2 separate regions of the Homo sapiens genome follow, and region 2 is linked to region 1. Evidence: chromatin loops called from intact Hi-C (ENCODE). Cell type or tissue: PC-3. All regions are shown on one strand. Links, peaks and the distances in the headings refer to the core of each region. The heading gives the core; the rest is flanking DNA. Region 1 overlaps MIR99AHG (mir-99a-let-7c cluster host gene). Region 2 has its middle 160 kb from the start of USP25.

Region 1 (13,153 bases), core at 2,533-10,532:
AAAGGTATTTTCAATATTTATGTTAAAGGTGTGAATTTTAAAAGACTGTGTACAATATGGACTAATTCAAGTATGCAATAGTGTATATATGCATAGAAAAATGTATGGATGTTGATATACTGAAATGTGCATAGTTTATATTAAAAAGCAGAAATTATGAATAATTTCCCTCTTTCTTATCTATATTTTCTATTTTTTACAATAAATCTTTATTATTTGTATAAGAAAAATATTATTTAAAAATCTGTTGAGTTAGAACATTTTCATTAATCCTTGTTATTGTCCCCAGTGCCATATAATTAGCAAATTATCTGGCAGTATTTTATACAAATCATCTGGAAAACTAAATTTTGTTCATATGTTTCATATCTTAAAATCTTACCTAAAGTCCATTTCTCTAGGTAATCTTTTATTCTCTCTTTCTGGCATCAACTATACAGATATGGAGACCACCGATAAGTTAAATGGATGCTTTAAATGTCTTATAAATTTCAAAGACAATATGTGTTTAATTTTCAGTTAACTATACATCTTTCTTAGGCAACTAATTTTTCCTGGCCCATGGAGTTGTTTCATAAAACAAGTTTTGCTGTACACATGCATCTTTTTTTTTCCGGCATTATCCATCTAGAATATAGAATACTCTAAAAACAAGTTTAGTTATTTCATTTTTACATAGGTGTTTTTAAAGAATACAGTTGCCATTTCCTTTGGAGAAAAAATAAACTTTAAGGTGTCATGTAGCAACTAAAACAAATGACATGTTGTCTATATACCAATGCTGCAAAAAATTCCAACCCTGTAAAGCAGTATGAAAACAAAATGTAATAAACTTTCCTACAATAAACGGGGTCCTTAAACCATTGCTCACTAGCATCCAGCACAGCAATCCAGTTATATGTTTCCAAATAAAGTCAAACAAGCTTATTTTTCAAAGTGAAAGAGTACTGATGGTTGGAATTTCAGCCCAGAGTACTGACCAAACGTGAATAACTTTAGAAGGAGCTGTTAATGGTAAAAATCTGCCTGTAGCTTGGTCTGGCAAAACCTTGGTGAACAGAAACAAAAGAGAATCTACCAAAGTTTAAGAAACCTGTAATAGGAAGGTAGGCAGGCAATTAATATATTACATGAACAAATTCGTATGAAGAAGGACCTTGGTGAACAGAAACAAAAGAGAATCTACCAAAGTTTAAGAAACCTGTAATAGGAAGGTAGGCAGGCAATTAATATATTACATGAACAAATTTGTATGAAGAAGGCCGGGCGCGGTGACTCACGCCTGTAATCCCAGCACTTTGGGAGGCCGAGGGGGGTGGATCACGAGGTCAGGAAATCGAGACCATCCTGGCTAACACGGTGAAACCCCATTTCTACTAAAAAATACAAAAAATTAGCCGGGTGTGGTGACGGGCGCCTATAGTCCCAGCTACTCGAGAGGCTGAGGCTGGAGAATGGCGTGAATGCGGGAGGCGGAGCTTGCAGTGAGCTGAGATTGTGCCACTGCACTCAGCCTGGGCGACAGAGCAAGACTCGTCTAAAAAAAAAAAAAAAGGAAAAATATACATGCAGAGAAAAAATGTTTAATGAGATATTCAAAATTGTGTTAACACAGTTGTCATCCCATGGTGTCATTGTAAGAAGTCTGCAATCAACTTTTGCTACCAGATTCATTAACACTCTTTATGATTTAAGGATAGGATTCATTCCATCTAATCAGCAGAAATTTAGTGTACCTGCCCCTTAAAATTGTCAAAATAAAGGCTGCTGAAGGGAAGCATGACTTTCTATTGATTTGAACACTGATGTCCAAAAATCTGTGTCTTAAAAAATCTGTAGATTTTGAATTACTGTATTCTCTCCTAATTTTTTCTGAATAATCCCATAAACTAAGAATGCAAAATGAAGAAAACACAAGATTTTCAATACTTGGTCTACAGCAACCTATGATACACAACAGGGAATAAAGAGAGAGTTTGACTTAGAGTCAGAAGACCTGGTGTTCAACCTTGACTGTGTCTCTTATTAACTTTGTAATTTACTGGTCACAATTTTTGTTTTAGTTGGGAATTTTAAAGTTAGCCTATTGTTACGTATATTTTGGTGGGGTTGATGTGAAGGTGCAATGAAGTTACATATCACAGTGTTCAGTGGGCCAAAAATGCTTATATAGAATAGTTGGTAAGATTATTATTTATTCTTAGAGGCCAGGCATGGTGGCTCACGTCTGCAGTCCCAGCACTTTGGGAGACTGAGGCGGGTGGGTCACTTGAGGTCGGGAGTTTGAGACCAGCCTGACCAACATGGAGAAACCCCGTCTATACTCAAAATACAAAATTAGCCGGGCCCGGTGGTAGGTGCCTGTAATCCCAGCTACTTGGGAGGCTAAGGCAGGAGAATCGCTTGAACCTCGGAGATGGAGGTTGTGGTGAGTCGAGATTGCACCGTTGCCCTCCAGCCTGGGCAACAAAAGCAAAAGTCCGTCTCAAAAAAAAAAAAAAAAAAGAAAAAAGAAAAAAAAATTATTATTTTTCACTTCTCTGATAATAGTAGGGTGGCAAAGTTCAGGACTGACCATCTAGCATTAACACTTGAGTCTAAACTATTTTAACATATTTGTATTTTGGTCCTAAAGCTCATTTTTGTGCCTCCATATTCTACATATTTACAGGATGTACAATACAGTGTTTAGTTGAACTTCTTGTTATTTATATAAAACTTTTGTCCCTACATCTTGAAAGTTCAAGCAATAACAACATCAGAAAAAATAACAATAACCACCCATATTAAGAACTTACTATGTGTCTGGGATGATGACAGATGCCTTTAATTCTCCTGTAATTCTCACAATGGCCAGATTTAAAAAGAGAAAAATAAAGCATTGATATGGTCTGAATGTTTGTTTCCCTCTCCCCCCAACCCCACCACCACCGAATTCTTATGTTGAAACCTAAGCCCTCACGTGATGGTATTAGAATATTAGAAGGTGGGGGTTTTGAGGACGTGATTATTTCGAGGGTGAAGCCCTCGTGAATAAGATTGGTGCCCTTATAAGGAAGTGAAGAAACCAGAGTTCTTCCTTTCCACCAATGTGAGAACACAGTGAAAAGATGCCATCTATGAACCAGAATGTAGGCCCTCACCAGACAATTTACGATGTTTTGTTTTAGCAGCCTGAAAAGACAAAGACAGACATTGAGTGTCAATTAACTTCGCCTAAAGTGATGCAAACAGTTGATCTCCTGTCTTGCTTTCCAAATTATTTTTGTTAACAACCTTAACTTCTGTTTCTTACCATAACAGACGGAAAATAGCTGTGTAGGTATGAGAGTAGACTTTTTTTTTAAATTAATTTCATGGTTCCTAAAAGACACCTTTGTGTCATATGATGACTAGGAGCTCATTAGCGTCTTTTATAAATTATTCTTATTGTACTGAAATGAATATACAAAACAGTATAGAATGTATCATTTTAGTCATTTTAAGTGTAAAGCGCAGCCATCACCAGTCCAACTATAGAACTTTTTCATCATCTCACACTGAGACTCTGTACCTATTAAATATTAACTCCTCATTTCCTCCTCTTCTCAGTTCCTGGTAGCCACTGATCTACTTTGTGCTTTTATGTATTTAATTATCCTAGATTCCTTATATAATTAAAATCACAAAACATGTGTTTTCCCGTGTCTGACTTATATTACTTAGCATAATGTTCTCAATGATCTTTGATGCCATAGCATGTATCAGAATATCATGCCTTTTTACAGCTGAATAACATTCCAGTGTCTGTACACACCATATTTTATTTTTCCAATGAACATCTGGATTGCTTCCATCTTTTGCCTGTTGTGAATAATGCTGACATGAGCCTAGATGTATAAATATCATGTTTTCAATTATTTTGTGTGTATACCCAGTTTTTGTTGCTGCAACAGAATAATAGTATCGCATCTTTGGAAAAGAGAATTTAACAAAAATTAGCCAGGCATGGTGGTGGGCACCTGTAATACCAGCTACACGGGAGGCTGAGGCAGGAGAATCACTTGAACCCAGGAGGCAGGGGTTGCAGTGAGCCAAGATAGTGCCACTGCACTCCAGCCTGGGCCACAGAGCGAGACTCCATCTCAAAAAACGAAAAAAAGAGAATTCAGTAATTCCTTCATCACTTTATATAACACCAGCTTGAGTTTCATCATTCAATAAATATAGTCTAATAGTTTTATTCCTTAAATGTACTTTGTTGCCCATGTGGAATAGATTATAGTGGCTTAAATTCTTTCTTCCACTAACCTTGAAACTTACAAGTTTAGTCTCTAAACTACGTGGTAATAAAAATTACTTTCATTATAAAACAGGTTTATAACAAATATTTTATATACATCAAAAGGTTGAAAAGATTTCAAATTTTAGAAAAAGAAGGACTCCTTAGAAAGAATTACAATATATCTCAGTTGATAGCCTGTATATGTAACCATTAACATCAATTTAAGTTAATACCAACCAGATTCTAACTCATAATTTTAAAGTTTATAGTTTTATAGTATGTTACATGCTTCTCTGTAGTTCACCAACAATACTTCACAAGAGCAAAAATCAGTACACTTCAAGCAAAGTTTAAAACCTGAGGGTCAAAATTAGGAAATATCTATTCATTTAAGCAAAGTGACTAAATGTACTCAAAAGAAGCAGAACTGCTTTTCATACAAATGAATGTCCCTTCATCAAAGCACAGTGCTAAATGCTATTATTTGAGGCAAAACTTTATAAATATAAATAATTTATCACACATTTTATGATTCACCATACAACTAAGGAATGTAACATAGCTTGAAATCATGTAAAAATGTTTACAGCGTAAGAACGACAAAGAATTCAAAAACATGAAGTATGCTTGCTCTAATAATTTAGAAAACAATAGATACTTTCATGGCCTATTTTCCCCAGAACAGGTTTATCATATTATTAATTTTATCCAGAGTCTTTGTTTTTTTTTTATGTCCTCGTGGTTTATATGTGCTACTGCATAATGTGTATTTGATGTCAAAATTTTCTTCATTGAAAGAAACTTTTTAGGGTGTTAGTACATTCATGTGTCTATGAATTTACCCAGTGACAATTGTTGCTGATACTAACATTTATTGTTCACTAGGTGCTACATATTATACTAAATAATTTACATACTTAGTTTTAACTATATAAAATTGTGGATGTTTATTTTTCATCTATAAAGAGGACAATTTCATATGGCTCATCCTGAGATTTTAGCTCATTTATTTCCCATAAGAACCATGAGATAGTTATTTATGTATGTCTATTTAGATATATTTAGTTATGATTTATTTTATTTTACAGATGATGAAACTAAGTCATAGAGATGTGAAATATCTTGTCCAAGTTTACCTACATAGTTAAGTAACAAACTCAAGAAATGAATTTGGCAATTTGACTGTATAGGCCATTGAATGAACTAGTCTATTACATTATAACAACAAGATAACAAGCGGTGAAATATACTCTGTGGGGGAGTTTGCTTCATTTCTGGACTCCTTCCCTTTGGTAACCCACTCGAAGCCTGTAACTGCCTAAAGTATGATCTGACTATAAACAGGAGCATGGTATCACCTAAGAGCTGCTAGAAATGCAGACCCCCGGGGAGTCTGAATCTGCATTGTAACAAGATTCCCTCGTTACAGTGTTTCGTATGAACCTTACCTTTTAAGAACAGATCTAAGCTGTCTTCATTTTTAAGACTTAATAAGCACATGCAAAACAATCCATCTACATTCAAAAGGTAAAGACAAAATAAGTCTACATGTAATAAAATGTCCTGGTTCAGGTAACCTGTGTTCAATAAGAAATAATACTTTAGATGTAATTTTGGGTGTACACAAAATGAATTCTCGTGAATGCATGCATTCCCCACACCCTTTCTTTTCGTCCTACATACCTCTTTAACTTATTCGGTGAATAGATGTCTATTATGTCTCTATTGTCATGAGATTGTGTCTTCAGTTTGCCATTTTGCTCTCTGCGATTCACACAAACTGTGGCTTTCCCTTTACACTTAGAACTTTAGGGCTTTATGTACAATCCCTGACATAGTGACAGGGAGTATTTCTTCCCACTAGATGGCAGTAACGGCAATTTAATAATACATATAAAGACACTTCCAGCTTGCTACAGGGCACTGCAAACAATGAGTGAGGGTTTCGTGAATTGCTGGACTTAATATAGGGAGCAATGACTTGGTGACAAATTGGAGAACAGTTTTTCTCTTTTGATGTCTATGTTTAAATTTTGTTTTGCATGCTTTTCAAGATTAAAAGCAGTCTTGTTTGCATATCTCTTACCCCTAGTTATAAGGAGCAGCTATTTTATGAATAATTTTCACTGGTAAGAGTGATAGACAGGTGGTTGCTAAAATAAGATATTTTGTTAGCATGACTATATAAATCATTTTCTTATTCCAGTTTTTAAGGAGATCTTTCCTTTTTTCTATAAATGACCATATATATAATTTCTAAATGCAGATATTCAAGATTCTCATGAGAAATCACATCTTGGATTGATAAATTTATTTTTATTAAGTTTCTTTCCAGTAAATGTTTTAAGAAGGCCACATACAAATGCCCTGTAGAAGTTAGGCAATAACAGCAAGGAGAGAAGAAGTTTATAGTAAAATGACAATAGGATTTTAACACATACAAATGCAATTCTACTGACATTCTATTTAGTGTTTAAATATGATTTTTTGCATTCAGAATGTTTTTACATGAATACTTAAGAAAAGAGAGAGGACAAAGCTTATTAATAAAGATGTAAATTTCTTTAGGGATATAATTATGCAACCTCATTGTTGCCTTGATGTTTCAAGGGATTGAAAATACTTTTGCCATTGATCACACTTGTCTTATATTGATCTGTGTTGAAACTCTAAAAGTGCTACCCCAGTGCTTCTCAAACTAACTGTGGTCTAAGCCAGACTATTTTTTTCCTAAATCATGAAGTAATGTTTTCCAATTTACAGTAAAAGTGGATAACTAGAGAAACTAAATGTAAAAACTGACATTAAAACATTCATATTTTATTACTTGAATCAACAGACAAATGTTGGGTTGATTTTCTATGAAATTTTCTAAAGGCTTACTCTCTATTTTTGTACTTCCATGTTTTCTAATGGGTATCAAACTGTTCTCAGAAGGGCCTGGCCCATGGACCCCACTTTGCATAGTGCTGCTCTAGACTGCTTCCTAGCAGAATGGAGCCACATCTTCCTGGGGAGTTAGGTTCTAAAGCAACCATGCATGGTGAAAACCTGGGGCCTCTCAATTAGTCTAATAAAGGCAGAATTTTTATTTTTGTTTTTTAATTTGGCTTCTTTGTTATCTGTTAATTAACCAGTTAATGATATGACTGGTTTCCATTTAGATGCTATGCAGTAGGAAAAATACATATATCTTAATGCTGGACTTACACTGAGCACAAGATAGGTGCCAAAGATGTGAAGTTCCCAGGCACAGAAACTGATACATGTCTCCCAGCTGGGACTCAGGTCTTCACCTCTGGAGAAGGAACACTGTCTTTTGCCACTATTTTACGTCTTTCAATCTGCATCCTCCTCCCTCCACCCCCAACTGCTCTTTTTCTTCCCTAGAGTGAGTACCAATGACCATATTCTCTTCCAGAGCCACATCAAAAGATTAAACAACGGCAACTTATACTGTTAGAAGGAAAAACACGATCTCTGCTCATAGAATCTGACAGTTTGTAGACATCAGCTGAGCTATGCTCACCCACTTTGGAGCAGGATGAAAGGCCAAACAACCTTCTGTGAGGACATTTTTCAGAAGCACTTTAGTAATAGGTCAATGGCAAATAGGCCTAAACTCAGATGTTTTGTGTCTGAGATCTCAATTCTGTTTGGATATTGTCACATTAATTTTCTAAGAATGTTATTTAATTTCAATATTATCCCATAAACAGGTATGTATGAAGAATATAAATATTCATACATACATTTTGAAGGTGTTTGACACATGTCAAACTAACATCAGCAACATATGTTTTACATCCAAAGTCCAAGATGAGTTAAGTGTCAACTTTTATCATTTGATTTTATGTAATTTAGCTGAGACAGGCCTCAATCTTAGCTTTAGACTATTTTGGATTTGGCCGTATATATACAAACTCATTTATCACTAAATTGAAAATATTTTCTTAAAAAAATACTCATGGAGTTATTTTAATTTCAGAACTTTACTAATACTTTTTATGATTTTAAATATATTTTCTGTTTTTCTCACTCTAATATAATGTCCAAAATGGGGAATATATTAAAATTATCCAGTTTATGTATCACATAGGAAAACACACCAAATTTCCCTAAGTACATACATTTATTTGCCAGGCATAGATCAGAAAACTAGAACATTTTATCTGTGCTAGTTTCTCCATTTGACTTAACGCTCTGTTTTTATTTGTTTTGTTATTGTATCAAAGGTGTATGTTTAAAAAATATCAATCAGTATTTGAAGCTCAAGTTAAAACTAGCACCATTTATCACTCTGTCAGACTTTAAAAAATACACACATAAAACAAACAAAATAATAGTAACCACAAAACAAAAACACTACACAAAACTGATCTGCATACCATGTAAATCTGTTTTTAAGAAAGCAGTCCTCAGGAAACTAAGAACCAATTAGTAGAAGAATAACTTACACAAGAACTATTTTCTAATTTTCTGATACCATCTACTTCCAAGCTAACACTTAATGATTGTATCATTGCCTATATAAGTTTTTTATTAATATACATTATTTTATATGAATATATGTATGTGCGGCTGGTGATATTTTTTGCGAATGTTTATATTTTTCAAGGATAACCAAATATATTTGTATTATTTTAAAGTTTAATATGCTACTTTTCATGTGCTAAGCCATGAATTTCAAAGAGTACAGTGAATGTTGTACATGGTTGTGTATATGTATGTATATCAAGTAGGGTTGAGCATTGAAAAAAATCATATAAAAACAATAGTACAGAGAAGACATTTCTATCTAAGAGGAACAGGCTGGGAAAAGTCAGCTGAAAATAAATGTACACATTTGGAGACAAAATTTTCATATAAATGAAGAGGAAAAGTTTGATTAGGATTTAATTTTTAAAATGTAAATAGAAACAATGCCAATTTAGTTTAGCTGTTTTTTTAAATTAGGTTTAATTATAACTCATGCAACAACTTAAGGATGAAAAAAACATTGGATGTTACACGTAAAATTCTTAAACAACTCTGTAATAGGGCACATCCTCAAATCCTTTAACTTATGCTTGACTTTAGTGAGGAAAAGAGGGTCATATTTGTAATATCATTTAAAATGACCTTTTTCCCAAGAGCATCTATTAAGGATTTGGATAATGATGATGGTGATTATGATGATACAGAGGATAAAGTTAATAGTTAGAATTTCCATGGAACTTACTGTATGCTAGTATTGCTTTAAAGCTCTACACATATTATTCTATTCTGTTGTGAGAAGTAGATAAATTATAAATCAAATATTATGTTATTAATATCATTCTGTTTTGAAGCACCTAGTGTCTACAAGTTCACTCTTCCAAAGTACTGCCATAAGCGTTGAACCAATTTCCCAGTTTCCTCTCAGGCTAGTTTTTATGTAGCAGAGAGAACTCTCTCTCTTTTTTTTTTTTTTTGTGACACAGTCTCACTCTGTCACCAGGCGGGAGTGCAGTGGTGTGATCTCGGCTCACTGCAAAGTCCGCCTCCCAGGTTTAAGCGATTCTCCTGCCTCAGTCTCCCGAGTAACTGAGATAACAGGCGTGGGTCACCACGCCTGGCTAATTTTTGTATTTTTAGTAGAGATGGGGTTTTGCCATGTTGGCCAGGATGGTCTCAATCTCTTGACCTCGTGATCTGCCCACCTGGCCTCGCAAAGTACTGGGATAACAGGCGTGAGCCATCACGCCCGGCCGCAGAGTGAACTCTTAAAATATGCATATTCACTTATCTATGATATGAACTGAGACGTCACTGATCAAACGCCTCCAAGGGCTTCCCAACTGACTTAGGAAAAACAATCCAATATTGTTGATATGGCCAACAAGGCCTTTCATGGCCTTATTTCACCATTTTATTGTCTTTGGTATAACTCAAATATGCCACACTCTGCTCTCCTTGAAAACCTCACTGGCTCTTTTCCCTGCCTCGGGCTGCCCTTTCCCGGGCTATGCCTGGTAGCATACTTCTTCACTTCTTGCAGGTCTCTTCTCAGATGCTACCAACTGCAAAAAATCATCTGCAACCAAAAATAGAAGAAACACTCCCCATAGACACCCAACCAACTTTATTTTTCTTCACACTATTTGACACTGTCAAAAACAGTATGATGCTTTTTATTTGTTTGGTTTTTGGCTTAATGTCTTCCTCCTCTCTATGTGCCCCCAGCACCACCTGTAGAATATAAGAACCATGTTTGCTTGGGACTTTTTGTGATCACTACTATGACCTGAACGTTTAGAAGAGTACCTAGTGTATAGTAAGCATTTAATCAATGTTGATAGATTGAATTGAATCATTCTTGTCAATTTTCTCCTTACGTTCCAGCTGAACTAAATCTGCCTGACCCACACTGGTTGCTTGGAACTTAGGCTCAATGCTAAACACACACACACACACACACACACACACACACACACACACATAGCACACACATGTAACAGACATATATACAAAGACTTTTAAACACTTGTTAATTTAAAAAGCTTCTCAAAAGCATGATCTACCTTTGCTATATTATTGTTAGGATTTAAATTTTGTACAAGAAATATACTTTGTGCATGCAAAATTTAAGATGGAAAAAGTCAGATGCACCTAACAGTATGGTAGGTATACTATATCAGTATACTACGTGAAATATGAATATATAATAAACATTAATATGTATGTAATACATGTTAAATATGTAATAGATGAGTGTATACAATATATAATACATATATATATATACAGCTTTCTGATGGCCTATGGCATTCTAAACAAAATTGTTATAATGTTTTCATTGAGGAATATTATTTACTCTTACATATGATTGTATCATGTTTATTTTCCTTGAACTGTATTCACTTGGATTAATCCATGGCTTAACTTATTTTTGCTCTCTTCATTATACCTAGTCTTAATCTAAAGAAAATCCTGCATCCGCCTTTATACCATTGGTAGAAGCTTAGCAAATCTATTCCCTAACTCATTCCTTTCTACTGACGTATGGTTTTATAATGTGATTTTTTTCACCAAATACGGTGTCTGAAAACTACAACCATTATATCATAGTGAAGCATGTATTCTACCATGAGGATCAGGTATTTTTGGAGATAGATAGCACTAGATAACAAGTAGATCAGTAAAAGAACATTGTCTACCAAATTGCAATTCACTTTGTAAATCTTGGTTTCCTGCTTTCCCATAGACATCAGAGTCATTTTCATGCGATTACCAGATCTGGAGTTAAAATATCCCTGAGATTTGCAGTCCATGACAATATTGGTACTTTTTACTATGGCTATGATAAAAGAAAGACAATGAATATCCAGATTTTTATTTCCTTAAATTAAAAATAGCATGCCTTAATATGAATATTCTGTATATTAATTTGAAGGGGTATCTATAAAAAACAAAATGAAGAGCAATGTGTTTGATAGTTTCTGTATAAAAACAAACCACAGAAACAAAACCACATCTCTCTTTCTAACAAAAGAGATGTACAAACGTGCATCTGTGCTTTCTGAGCTTGGAGAAGCTCATGAGTGAGGTAAAGAAACACACACCACACTCTGACATTGGCTGCCTCAGGATGACAGGAGGAAATGATTAGTAACTTTCTCTTTATATGTGTCTGTTTTGAGTTTTAGAATCTATTGCCTTTATAATTATATATCTATATAATTATGTTTACATATTTATATGTATTTATATAATTTACTTATATATACTTATATAATTTATTTAAATATATATTATATGTCTATGTTATATATATATATAATACATAATGGTATATTATTATATGCCTGTATAAACTCTGTGTGTATAATATACACACATTAACATACACACAAGCATATACGTATATCTAAAGTTGCCAATTGTTTTTAATTTAACATTGTTTTTCCATGTTTTATTTCTGGAGGTGATTATTAAGTTTACTACTGTGCCAACTGTCTTTGGGTAAGAAATGTTATATACAAAAAGTGTATTTTACTGTCAGGAAAGGTTGTAAATCTGTTCCACTAAAATACTGATTAGTTGTTTAGCCAAAACCAATATTTTAAGTCATTCTAATAAGTAATGAGAAATGGTACAGTATTTCCACCAGTCCATTGCATATGCTATGTATGCATTTCAGAAGAAAATGTATGACTGATTTAAAATTTTTATTATAAATAAACATATTAGGATGCATGGTTTTGAGGTAGCGGTGGTACCATATAACATCTGATGTGTGTATTACTTTCAGAGATAATCTAACTCCAATACAGAAGGTATTGTTATACCTATTTCATTTGGTTTAATAACTAGATCTTCTGACTGACAAAAGTTTAAATGTACCATAAATGTTAATTATTTTTAGCACCGTAGAAAGAAATAGAATATGTTAGTGTTACTGTAATAACAATACATTTATAAGCATTTGCACACAAAAATCTCTTTAAGGGAAAAAAGGACATTGAATTAGAAGATAAATACTTTTGTTGGCTTTTCTCAAAAATAGGACCGTACTGAAGCTTGCCAAATCCAAAAATTATTAACTGGCTGAGTCAAGTTAAAAACATTTCAGCTTCACATAAAAATATACTTTGAGTTCTAGGGGTGCTACTCACATTCTATGCCCTACAGTAGCATACAAAACTGGAATAGAGAAAAAAAATCACCAAATATGGTATGGTATGTTACAGTGCAATATTAAAACAACATGTCTTTCAAGTAATTAAGACACTGTTATTTTGGAGCTATCTCTTTATAATGCCATTTTAATAATCAATAACCTGAAATGAAAAGTAATCAATACATAGTCATCATCAAAAATTTCCATAAACTAACCTATATCCAAATCATTCATTTCACATTTATTCT
Region 2 (13,153 bases), core at 1,629-9,628, 430 kb after region 1:
TTTTATGCCAGTTCCATGCTGTTTGGTTACTATAGCTCCATAACATAATTTAAGTCAGGTAATGTGATTCCTCCAGTTTTGTTCTTTTTGCTCAGGATAGCTTGGGCTATTCTGGGTCTTTTGTGGCTCCATATAAATATCATGATTTTTTTCTTCTATTTCTGTGAAGAACATCATTGGTATTTTGATAGGGATTGCTTTAAGTCTGTAGATTCCTTTGGGTAATATGAACATTTAACAATATTGATTCTTCCAATCCATCAACATGAAGTATCTTTCCATTTTTTTGCATCCTCTTCAATTTCTTGCATAATGTTTTATAGTTTTCATTGTAGAAATCTTTCACTACTTTGGTTAATTCCCAGGTATTTTATTTTATTTGTAGCTATTGTAAATGAGATTATTTTCTTGAATTTTTTTTCAGATTGTTTGCTGCTGGCATATAGAAAAGCCACTGATTTTTCTATGGTGATTTTGTATCCTGCAATTTTACTGAATTTATCAGTTCTAATAGTTTTTTGGTGGAGTCTTCAGGATTTCCTAAATATAAGATCATATTATTTTCAAACAAGAATAGTTTGACTTCTTCCTTTCCAATTTTGATGTCCTTTATTTCATTCCCTTGTCTGATTGTTCTAGCTAGGACTTCCAGTACTATGTGTAATAACAGTGGTGAAAGTGGGCATCCTCATCTTGTTCCCAATCTTAGAGGACAGGTTTTTCAGTTTCACCCCATTCAATATGATAAGAGCTATGAGTCTGTCATATATGCCTTTTATTATGTTGAGGTATGTTCCTTCTATAGCCAGTTGTTTGAGAGTTTTTTTAAATCATGAAGAGATGTTGAAGTTTATCAAATGCTTTTTCCACATCAGTTGAAATGACCATATAGTTTTTGTTTTCTATTCTGTTGATATGATGTATCACATTAATTTATTTGCATGTGTTGAGCCATTCTTGCATCCCTTGGATAAATCCAACCTGGACATAATGAATTATCTATAATATGTTGTTAAATTTGGTTTGCTAGTATTTTATTGAGGATTTTTGCATCAATATTCATCAGTGATATTGGCCTATAGTTGTCTTTTTTGATGTTATTGTCTGGTTTTGATATCAGGGTTATTACTGACCTTGTAGAATAAGTTTGGAAGTATTCCCTCCTCCTGTATTTTTTTGGAATAGCTTGAGTAGGATTGATCGTTCTTTAAATGTTTTGAAGGATTCAGCAGGGAAGCCACTGAATCCCAGGCTTTTCTTTGCTGGGAGACTTTTTATTATGGCTTTTGTTTTTACTTGTTATTGGTCTCTTTAGATTTTGGATTTTCTCATGGTTCAATCTTGGTAGGTTGTATGTGTCTAGGAATTTGTCCATTTATTTTATGTTTTCCAATTTATTGGCATAAGTTACTCATAGTAGCCACTAATGATCCTTTAAATTTCTGTGCTATCAGTTGTAATGTCTCCTTGTATATCTCTGATTTTATTTATTTGAATCTTTTATTCTTAGTCTAGCTAAAGGTTTGCCAATTTTGTTGACCTTTTTAAAAACTTTTTTGTTTAATTGATCCTTTGTGTTTTTTTAATTTCAAATTTATTTCTGCTCTGATCTTTATTATTTTTCTTCTACTCATTTTGGGTTTGGTTTGCTGTTGCTTTTCTAGTTCTTCAAGATGGATCGTTAAGTTGTTTATTTCAAGTTTTTCTTCTTTTTCGATGTAGGCACATATGCTTCCTTCTTAATTTCTTCAATTTCCTTCTTAATTTTTTTCATTGACCCACTGTTCATTCAGAAGCATATTGCTTAATTTCCATGTATTTGTGTAGTTTCCAAAATTTCTGTTGTTATTAATTTCTAGTTCTATCCCATCATGGTCAGAGAAGATGCTTGATGTTATTTCTTTTTTTAATGCTTTCAGACTTGTTTTGTCTAAATTGTAAGAATTTATGAACACAAAGAAGAAAACAATAGACTCTGGGGTATACTTGAGAGGGGAGGGTGGAAGGAGGGAGAGGAACAGAAAAGAGAAATATTGGATCCTGAGCTTAATACCTGGGTGATGTAATAATATGTACAACCCCCATGACACATGTTTATCGATGTAACAAATCTTCACATGTACCTCCAAACCCAAAATACAAATTTTTTAAAAAAGATTTGTTTTGTGACCTAACCTATGGTCTATCCTTGAGAATAATATATGTGCCAAAGAGAAGAATGTGTATTCTGCAGCCATTGGATAAAATATTCTGTAAATATCTATTAGGTCCATTTGGCCTACAGTACAAATTAAATCTGATGCATTTTTGCTGATTTTCTGTTTGGATTCTCTGTTCAATATTGAGAGTGGAGTGTTGGTAAGTCTCCAGCTATTACTGTATTGGAGTCTATCGCTCTCTTTACCTCTACTCGCTTAATGTATCTGGGTGCTCCAGCATTAGGTACATATATATTTAAAATTGTGATATCCTCTTGCTGAATTGACCCGTTTTTCATTATACAGTGACAATCTTTGTCTCTCCTTATCGCTTTTGTCTTGAAATCTAATTGTCTGAGAGAAGTATAGTGACTCCTGCTCTTTTTTGGTTTGCATTGTCATGGAATATCTTTTTCCATTCTTTTATTTTCAGTATATGTGTATCTTTAGAGATGAAGTTTCTTGTAGGCAATGGATCATGGAATCTTTTTTTAAAAAAATACATTTAGCCACTTTTGATTGGAAACTTTATTTATATTCAATGTTATTATTGATAAGTAAGGACTTACTCCTTCCATGCTGTTATTTGTTTTCTGGTTGTTTTGTGGTCTTCCCTTCCTTTTCTTCCTTCCTGTCTTCCTTTTAGTGAAGGTGATTTTCTCTAGTAGTATAATTTAATTTCTTGTTTTTTTATGCGTGTGTATCCATTATGTTTTTTGATTTGAGATAACCGTGAAGCTTGCAAATATTAATACTATTTTATAACCTATTATCTTAAGCTGGTAACAACTTAACACTGTTAAGTTTATGTTATGTAACAACATAAACAAACAGGAAAAAGGAAAATAAAAACTCTACAACTGAATTTCGTCTCCCCACTTTTAAATTTTTTGTTGTTTCTAATTATATCTTATTGTACTATGTTTTGGAAATTGTTGTAGTTATTATTTTTGATTGATTCATCTTTTGGTCTTTCTACTTAAGAGTGGTTTACACACCACAGTTACAGTGTTATAATATTCTGTGTTTTTCTGTGTACTTGCTATTACCAGTGAATTTTATACTTTCACATGATTTCTTGTTGCTCATTAATGTCTTTTTCTTTCTGAAGTTCTCCCTTTAGCATTTCTTGTAGGATAGGCCTAGTGTGAATGAAATCCCTCAGCTTTTGTTTGTCTGTGAAAGTCTTTATTTCTCCTGCATGTTTACAGGATATTTTTGCTGGATGTATTACTCTAAGGTAAGAGAATTTTTCCTTCAGCACTTTACAAATATCATGCTACTGTCTCCTGAAAAGTCTGCTGGCAGATGTACTGAAGCTTCTTTAAATGTTATTTATTTCTTTTCTCTTGCTGCTTTTAGAATGCTTTCTTTTTCCCTGATCTTTCGAAGTTTGATTTATTAAATTCCTTGAAGTAGTCTTCTTCGGGTTAAATCAGCTTGATTTTCTATAACTTTCTTGTACTTGGATATTGATATATTCCTCTAGGTTTGAAAAGCTCTCTACTATCCCTTTGAATAAACTTTCTACCCTTATCTCTTTCTCTATCACCTCTTTAAGGCCAATAACTCTTAGATTTGCCCTTTTGGGGCTATTTCTAGATCCTGTAGGTGTGCTTCGTTGTTTTTCTTTTTTCTTTTGCTTCCTCTGTGTATTTTCAAATAGCTTCTCTTCAAGCTCACTTTCTTCTGCTTAATCAATTCGCTATTACAAGACTAATGCATTCTTCAGTATGCCAATTGTATTTCTCAACTCCAGTATTTCTGCTTGATTCCTTTTAATTATTTCAGTCTCTGTTGAATTTGATAGAATTCTGAATTCCTTCTCTGTGTGATCTTGAATTTCTTTAAGCTTCCTCAACACAGCTATTTTGAATTATCTGTCCAAAAGGTCACATATCTGTTTCTCCAGAATTGATCCCTGGTGCCTGATTTAGTTCATCTGGCAAGGTTGTTTTCCTGGACGGTCTTTACGGTTATGCATGCTCATCTGTGTCTGAGCATTGAAGAGTTAGGTATTTATTATAGTCTTCATAGTCTGGGCTTGTTGTTTACCCATTTTTCTTGTGAAGGCTTTCCAGACATTCAAAAGGACTTGGGTGTTGTGACCTAATTCATATCTGCATTAGGGGGCACCCCAAGCCCAGTAATGCTGTGGTTCTTGCAGACTTGTAGATGTAGCACTTTGGTGGTCTTGGAAAAGATCTGGTAGAATTCTCTGAATTACTAGACAGCGACTCTTGTCCTCTTATTTTCTCACAAAGAGTCTTTCTCCATTCTGAGCCACCTGGAGGTGAGGTGACACAAGCACCCCTGTCGCCACTACTATTGGGACTGCCCTGGGTTAGACCTGAAGGCAGCACAGCACTGTGTCTCATGCAAGGTCCACTGTAACCACGACCTGGCTACTGCCTATGTTCACTCAAGTCCCTGGGGCTCTACAAATCAGGTGATGGCAAAGCCAGCCAGGCATGTGTCCTTCCCTTTAGGGCAGTGAGCTCCCTAGGCCTCGGGCATGTCCAGAGGTGCCATCCAGAAGCCAGGGACTGGAGTCAAAAATCTGAGACATCTACCTGGAATTCTATTTTACTGCAGCTGAGCTGGCACTCAAACAATGAGATGCAGTTCTTCTCACTCTTCCCTATCTTTTCACGGGCAGGTCCAAACATTCTGTCCAAAAGCCAAGGCCTAAATCAGAGATCTCCAAGAGCCCATTTGGTGCACTACTCCCTTGTGGCCAAGCTGGTACCTGAAGCCACCAAGTCTCAGAGTCTCACCCAAGGCCCACAGCATACTACGTGGGTATTACTGCTGGTTATTCAGGGCCCAAGCATTCTTCAGTTAGTAGGTGATGAATCCTGCCAAGACTGGGCTCTTCCCTTCAAGGCAACAGACTCCCTTCTGATCTGTGTCTGGAAATGTCACCCAGGAGCTAGGGCCTGGAAATGAGGGTTCATGTCTCTAACTAGTGCCCTATCCTATTGTGGCTGAGCTGGTATCCAAGATGCAGGAGAAAGCTCTCCTTACTACAGCCCCACACCCTTCTCCTCAAGTGGAAGGAAGGGGTTTTTGGAGTCACAAGCTGTGCTGCCTGGGGTTTGGGGGGTGGTGGCACAAGCTCTCCCTTAGCCATCCTGGCTGGTGTCTCAGTAAGTTACATGCCCCCCTCCACCGCCAAGTCCAGTGGTTCTGAGGCCAGTTCAGCACCTGGATTCACCTAGACCAGACTGCCTTTCAAGTTAATTTAGGGCACCAGAGCACTTTAGCTTGTGGCAGCGAGTCTTGCCAGAACTCAAGTTCTGACCACCAGATGGGCAATTTCTCTCTGGCTAGGGCTGGTTTAAATATTTCCAACATAGGTGGGCATCAGCCAAGTTCAGCCTAGTTTCACTTTCTACTCAAAACAATTTACATCATTCCATTAAAAATCAACCCGTGGAGAGTACAGATCTTCAGATTCTTGACTACTGAAGTATCACAAGCATTAAATTAGCAAAACAATAGATTTCACACTGAAGTCACCTAATCTCTGGAGTACAGGGAGAGTCAAGGAGAATTATTTAAACTTACATAGCATCACATTTATTCAATATGTATTTACCAAACACTACTATATATAGGCATTTCGGTGATTACAAAACAAAAAACAAAAGAACCTACTAATTTGCGGGCCACACACTCAAAAGGCTTATGACCCAGCTGGGAAGACATTAAAAACATGGAATGTTTCATGGAATGTTGAGAGTCATCCTTGCATAGAGGCCACACTACTATCTGAGTTGTAACTATCTGAGCACATGTTGTATTGTGAAAGTAAACATATAAAGATTACTAAAATGTAAGGTAGAAAAATTAGAACTACTTACAACTCAACTAGAAATAGCCAAAATTCCAAAAAGGTGAATTATTTATGATGTAGAGAGTTTTTGAAAAGTGTAGCCAAAAATAGAAAATATTTTGAGTGTAAATAAGGTTACAATAATTATAATGACAGATCCTGGTTTGACTTCCAAGACAAGTACGGTTTTTTTTTTTTCATATGTCTAAGATATGAGAGTAAAAAAAGATCATGAGAAAATATTTCTGTAAACATTGTGGCCATCTTGTTCTTTTGACTAGGTAGTTTTGTATCATTCTAGAGAATAAAAGAATAAAACTGTCAGTACATATTTTCTAGTAAAAATGTGAATTGAAGAAACATATAAGGAATTAAGTTGTTTATAACAGTGTCATCTCATAATAAAACCAAAACACTTTTAAAATGCAAGTACATATACTTAAGTAAACACATTTGCACTTTCTTTTTCCACTTTATTAAATAAATAAAAAAAAATCCCTAAATACAGTATTATGACACCACCTACTGGGAATTTAGAAGACAGCAATCAAGTTATCTAAGTATAACTATCTTTTTTTCAACTGCAAGCAAAATATATCAATAAAGTGATCAAAAGAATGGCCAATATATACACACTGGTGACAGCATAGAGACATTTAACAAAATTATTAGTCAATTTTCATGTTAGGGAAGCCTCTAGCTTAACCATTTATCTTTGCTATTTTGAGTACTATTAGGTGAACTAGTTTGGATTAATAAAATTAATAGATATGTTTATTAAACAAAACACTCATTTACTAACCTATAATGAGAGACAGTTGCTTGCAAGATGAATTTCGTTCTGTTTTTGCATCGGTATACCTAAGAAACCTAATCACAGTAAATTATTTGGGTAAGTGTATGCAAGAGGTTCGTCCTCCACAAGCCGAGATTAGATCAATCAGCATCTGTGGACAGAATTAGGAAAGTTAGGATTGGGTAGAGAGAGAAGTACAACTATGATGATCAATGGCATGGTCAACCCAGTGAAGGACTCTAGGGCATACGTGGCCCTGCATTGGGCCAAAGTGGCTTGACCACTTATTCATGCATCCATGGGCCCAAGATGTGGGAGACCGCAGGAAAAGTAAGCCCTCTAGTGACCCTCTGCAGCTGAGGTAGACCCTGAAGGATGTGCCAGCAGGAAACGCTCCCTTGAACGGGGATCTGGGAGATTCCTCTCCCAAACCAACTCACCATGAAATTAGAGAGAGGCTCTAAAGATAATTTAGGCCCCATTTTTGGGATGATTAATTTGATAAACATGATTATATTTATCATGCTATTTCTGTCAATTCTTTTACACCATCCACATCTGAAATAATTTTTTTTTTTTTTGGTAAATTTCTACAAATGTTTATATTTACCTTTTGGTCACAGCTTATATATATCAAATAAAATAAAATATTATGTTCCTCAAAGCCAACACTTAACAATTAAACTCACAAAGGATTTAATTTTGTTACTGCCAGGTTCCTGGGATCACTACAAACCTGGAGCCATTTGAAAGTACTCATTTTGAGATGTTTCAGATAATCTATGCAATGTCAACTCTAGCCTCAAACACACATAACCAAATACTCAGCTTGTATGAATTGCTCCCTTCATCTAGAGTAAATTATAAAAAAACGCAAGTTGTTTTCTTGTCTTTTTTGGGGGAGAAAGTTTTCTCCCTTTTTCCTGATAATTTTGCCTTTTGCATGGGCCCTAGGCTCTTTTTTTTTTTTTCCCCTGCTTACTCACCAGAATTATGTTTCATGGCCTAACGATCCAATCTATACTGGGAGGACAAGTTGTTAAATTTTAAAATGTAAAATTGTGAAGAAAGTTATTTAGGATGAAAATTAAAATTACAAAAATATGACAAATACCAATAAATATCATTAAATCCAGTAGTCTCTGTAATTTTATTCATTTTGGGCCACACCCCTTCACATATTAATAATTTTGTAAAATTTCCTATGGGGAGACTGGAAAAGTAATTTATTCCTCCTTTTAGATCAGTTGGTCAAAATGATTTCAGGTTTCCTTGATTCTTGGCCACTAAGAATATTGTTTCCTTCCTTCTTAGTCTGAGGAATGCATGAAAACTGTTTCAATATTAATACTTTTTTCAATCCTGTGTCTTGTTAACGGGAGTGTTTTCCAGCTGTATGATGCATGCTTCTGGGAAAAGAAGTCCCCACTGAACTCTTGAAGCCACTCTGACGAGCCTTGGTCCCCATCATTCGGAAATAACCCTTGTCAAGATTGCCTACTCATCTATCCTCATTTTACTCTGAAGCACTTCACACAGGTGCCTACTTCTTATGCTTGGAAGAATTCTCCTGAGAGACACAGACTTTCCTACTTCATTCAATATTCGTCTCTATTTCCTTTGCAGATTTTCCCTCCAACATAGAACCTTTCAGTGCTCCTCAGAACTCGTCGTAGGCCCTTCTCTTCGTTATCATTTCATTACATGGTATCATGAATTTCCTTGGCTATAAATGCATCTCAGAGCTGATGATTTATATTTGTATTTAACTTTATATCTCCAAGGGACAATCCTACTCTAAATCCCAAGTGTATAACTTCAATTGCAAACTTACAGATTACAAAATCGAATATTAGAAGCAAGTATAGCCACTCCCAAATGTCCCTTTCAAACCATACATCTTTCCTCCCTCCTACAAGTAATGATTAATCTAACTTACATGGCAATCCTTCTGTCTTTTTCGTTTTACTATACATGAGTGCATTCTTGTATGTTTTGGGTTTACCTAAGGTTTTTTGGAACATTAAATAAATTACACTATATGTGCTTTTGTCTTATTTCATTCAATACTATTTCACTCCTGTTGATACATGCACCGTGGTTTGCTCTCTATTGCAGTACAGTATTCCATTATATGAATATAGTGCAATATGTGCTTACTGTTGATGGATATTTGTTTCCAGTTTTTGCTAATACAAACTACGCTTCCAGGAACATTTTGTACATGTAAAATGATACGCATGTATCTAGATATCTTTAGAAAAAATACTTAGGAATTGCTGAATATACTCATAACTTCAGATTTTTAAAGTAATCCAAAGTGGTTGGACTGAATTACACACACACCAGTATAATGAGTGTTCCCACTACTACAGATACATCTTCACCAACATTTGCTAGTGAGGATGGCTAAATGTTTTTTTTCAGTTTTACATGTGTTTGGTGTTATCTCCTTGTGGCCTTAACTTGCATTTTCCTGGCTGCTAATAAGACTGAACACCATTCCACGTTGATTAGTTTTTCGTTGTTTTTTTTTTTTTTTTTTTTTTTGGTAAAGTGCTTGTTCAAGCCTTTTTTGTTTTAATTATCAGGCATGTTTGTATTGATTTAAATGTATGTGTGGTAGGTTTTTTTTTTTTTTTAATCTGCTTTGTAGCTCCTCACATCTTCGAAACCTGCCAAACTCTTTCAAAAGTATTGCAGTTATTTAGCTGCATCCACTTGTATTTTATGGGTTATGAACATGCCTTGTCATCAGTTCTTTTGAACATGATGTCTATGGGTTTTTCTTTAGCCTATTTGCTCCATTTTTTATGAAACTATCTGGGGACACTTCAGAAAGCATGTCATAATTATTTTTCCCAAGCCCCAAGTCCATTGTTTTATGAAATTTTGTTATTAGTGCATTGTCATCTTGCCTTGCATGCTGCAAATATCTTCTCCCACTAACCTGCCATCTTTCCACCATCTTTGGGGAATCTTAATGGACAGAATATTTAATGTGGTTAAATTTGTCAAAAATTTCCACCATGTTTAATTTGTGTGTGTGTGTGTGTGTGTGTGTGTGTGTGTGTGTGTGTGTGTGTATGAAGAGACCCATTGTTATTCCAAGATTTAAAGATACTCTCCTATGGTATCTTCTATGAGAATTATAGATTTCTGAGATTTAACCATCATGGAACAGTTGGTATCTGAATAACTTTCCTGCCATTAATAATCAAAGTTGGGTAAAAATATATGAAGCAATTCTTTTCAGTGTCTGGACAATGGATAGCACAAGGCTGCAATACTTGAGAGCAGTAAAGCACACCCGGTAAACTTTCTTCCTGGAGACATTTTCAAACTATGCGGCAAGGGAAGTACAACCCACGCATAAAGCAGTTGTCTTAGAGGGTGGTATTTCCACACTGACGGAGATGCCTACCTTCCACACTGTCACCCTTAATTTTCCTGAGAAATTAGCTAATTGCCAAGAAATCATACGACTACCATGAAAAATGATTTCCATCCATTTTTAAGATGATCAATAATTCAGTCTTTGCTAGTCCAAATTCCAAGTTAATTCTATGTGTTATTCTTGAAGTGTGAGTACAGGGACAGATATAATCAGTATTTTATTTCCCTACAAGCCTCCAAAAGAAGGGCTAGGCAAAAAATTTAGCCATTTTTCACTTAAAATATTTATGCTAACATAAATGTTACATAGACATGTCACTTTTCAATTACATTTTTAATTTCTGAAGTGGTAAATATTAGCAGACATACCTGCCAACATAAAAGTTCTCTGAGGCCCTTACTAATTTGTGTGAAGAGGTTCTGAGATTTAAAAAATGAAAATATTCAATTAGAAAACATTTTTGTAAAGGGGGAGAAAAAAGGAGCACATTCATAAATACAAGAACATTAAAACACATTAAGATACCTGACTAAAGAAAAATAATCTAAAAACTTTACTGAGGGGCATATGAACCTAATAGGACAAACAATATTCTTTATGAATAAGAATATTAATATTGAAAAGGTGCCACAATTTATGTGACCCATGCAATGTCGTATGTATCTATGTATCCTGTATTATAATCAGAATACCAATAGAACCTGTATTTGAAGGAAGATTAAATAATTCTACAGTTTATCTGTAAAAGAGTATGGAATTATGAAAGAGATAAGGGTGTATGTGTTGGGAAGTAATACTTGACCTATTAGGTATGAAACCTTGTATTAGTTATAAAACAAATATTTTAAATATATAGTCAAACAAGAAGCAACAATAATTAAATCAGTGAAAGTAGCTGAACAGACAAAATAGAACTGAATAGTATTTGTAAATATCAAACATAAATATGATTATCTAGTGGAAGTTACATTTTAGATCAATGAGGAAGAGCAGGAATTATTTTATAAATGGTATTATGACAACCAGATAATACTGACAGAAAATGTTGACTATTTCACTACTTTAATGTAACTGTCAACTGCATTAAAGACTGATCTAAAAATGAAATCATAAAAATATCAGGAGAAACATGAGTATTTTTATAACCCTGACCAGAGAAAATTCTAAACATTATACCTAAGGCAGAAATAGTAGAGCACCACTACGTAAGCATGGTTATAATGCAATAATAAATAAACTAATTGTAAAAATATTTGCAACGTGTATAATAATGATTCCTAATATGAGCTACTGCCAAGTTACAGACATAAACACCCAAAAGAAAAAGTGTAAAGGATGTAAACAGGTAGTTAACTATACAAGAAATACAAATAGTCAATTAACATATTGGAATATGCTCTCACTAAAAATTTTGAAATGCGAAGAACACACTTTTGGCTATCAAACAAATTAAAGGTCAATAATATTCTGTTATTGAATGTATGAAAGAACAGTCTCATGTACTATTGGTGGCAGTGTAAACTGTAACATCTTTGGTGAAGGGCAGTTTGAAAAATGTAGCTCAAAATTTTAAATCTACATATTCAGTGACCCAGACAGAAATTATACCTTGAGAAATTTTAGTGGAAAGACAAAGTGCATAAAGTATATAGAGACATATGTAGCAGCCTATGCTCTATGTCCACAGGTAAATAGTAATGGAGCATTCTCCTTATAATCAAATACTATACAGCAGGAGAGAGGTAGATGAATACACACTTTCTTGGAAACATCTGCATTTATAAACTTTTTATGATATTGTGATGTGTGTACATGCATATGCACAGAAAGATGTCCACAGGCACGAACACAAAAATGTCAACAGTCCCTAAGTCTGGATTTATAGATGAATTTGGGTGAATTATTACTTTTGTCTTATTATCTAAGTTTTATTTTATATACATACCACCTGATAGATTGTGTGGCATGTGGTAGGCACTCAATAAATGAATGGATGGACATGAACACCTGACTATAATATGCAGATTCATCCACTGTCAATTTTAAAAGTTAAGCACTATATAGCAGCATTACAGTCTCGTTTAACAGAAAAGAGTAACAAGATTTCAATTCGAACTAGTACACTTATTCTTGAGGGCCCAGAATTTCTCTACAAATTCCTGAGTATCTGGCGTTTTAGGGACTAATACCTTTAGATAAAAATGAGTCTTTGAAGGAAACCAGTGTGCTGGTTCTTCATCTATTGTTTCTCAGCTCCAATTCCACCCTTCTGTCCTCTGCTCTGTGTGCTGAGGCCGGGACTCTGCAAACTACACTTCTCTGACCCCTCTGACTGCTGCTTATTAGGTTCTGCCAGTAGGAAGTACTACAGGGAAGTTGGCAGGAAGATGAAAAAAGATCTAGTTCATCTCTGATGGCTAGTCCTATCAGCTTTGTAATAACGGCAGCAAATTCCAGCCTTCAACTACTTCGAAACTTCTAGAACTGTCGTTACTTTACCCCTCAGAATTACCATGAGCAGGTAGGTGGTAAGCCTCCTCAGGGGTCTGAGCACTAATGCCATGATGACCCTTTTTGGAGCTTTAAGGCTCTGGCAGCCCCAATTTTTTCCCATTTGTTTTCTTACCCTTAGGACTAGTAGCTGCATCCTACAGTTGTGATCCCCGGGTTACTCTCTAATGCCTCTGTACTCACATCTCCTCTGTTGAAATATGTAGTGTCGGCTTTCCTGATTGGACACATGCTGGTAGTGGTGCTCTCTGCAGAGCAGACATAGTAAAGTCATCAATTGCAGGATCAAGATAGAGAGACATAAATGCTGAAGGCCAATCTATTAAGGTTAGCATTTGGGAGGTGTCTGAATGTTAAAAGGATGTTAATACAGAAAGACATCCACATCAGCAAAGGTCTGCTGGGGCAGCTCT

What was found. A loop is a pair of places that touch in the nucleus more often than their neighbours do. Peaks named below come from ENCODE experiments on the same cell type or tissue, not always from the same donor. Only the 100,000 strongest peaks of a DNase experiment are listed, where the experiment ranks them.
Region 2: it touches region 1 in a loop (19-fold over the local background); 22 of 110 quality-filtered maps call a loop at or near these places.

What each region holds. Positions count from the first base shown.
Region 1 is chr21:16,323,506-16,336,658 of GRCh38, reverse strand. The region is part of intron 4 of MIR99AHG (mir-99a-let-7c cluster host gene); the gene reads right to left. Among named protein-coding and RNA genes, the nearest start is that of SNORD74B, 45 kb to the right of the region's middle. In PC-3, for the core only: CTCF peaks have their summits at 5,899 and 6,114 (motif pointing right); a DNase peak (open chromatin) is centred at 6,138.
Region 2 is chr21:15,888,129-15,901,281 of GRCh38, reverse strand. No RefSeq gene overlaps it. Among named protein-coding and RNA genes, the nearest start is that of USP25, 160 kb to the right of the region's middle. In PC-3, for the core only: a CTCF peak has its summit at 6,565 (motif pointing left); no DNase peak of the experiment used is centred there.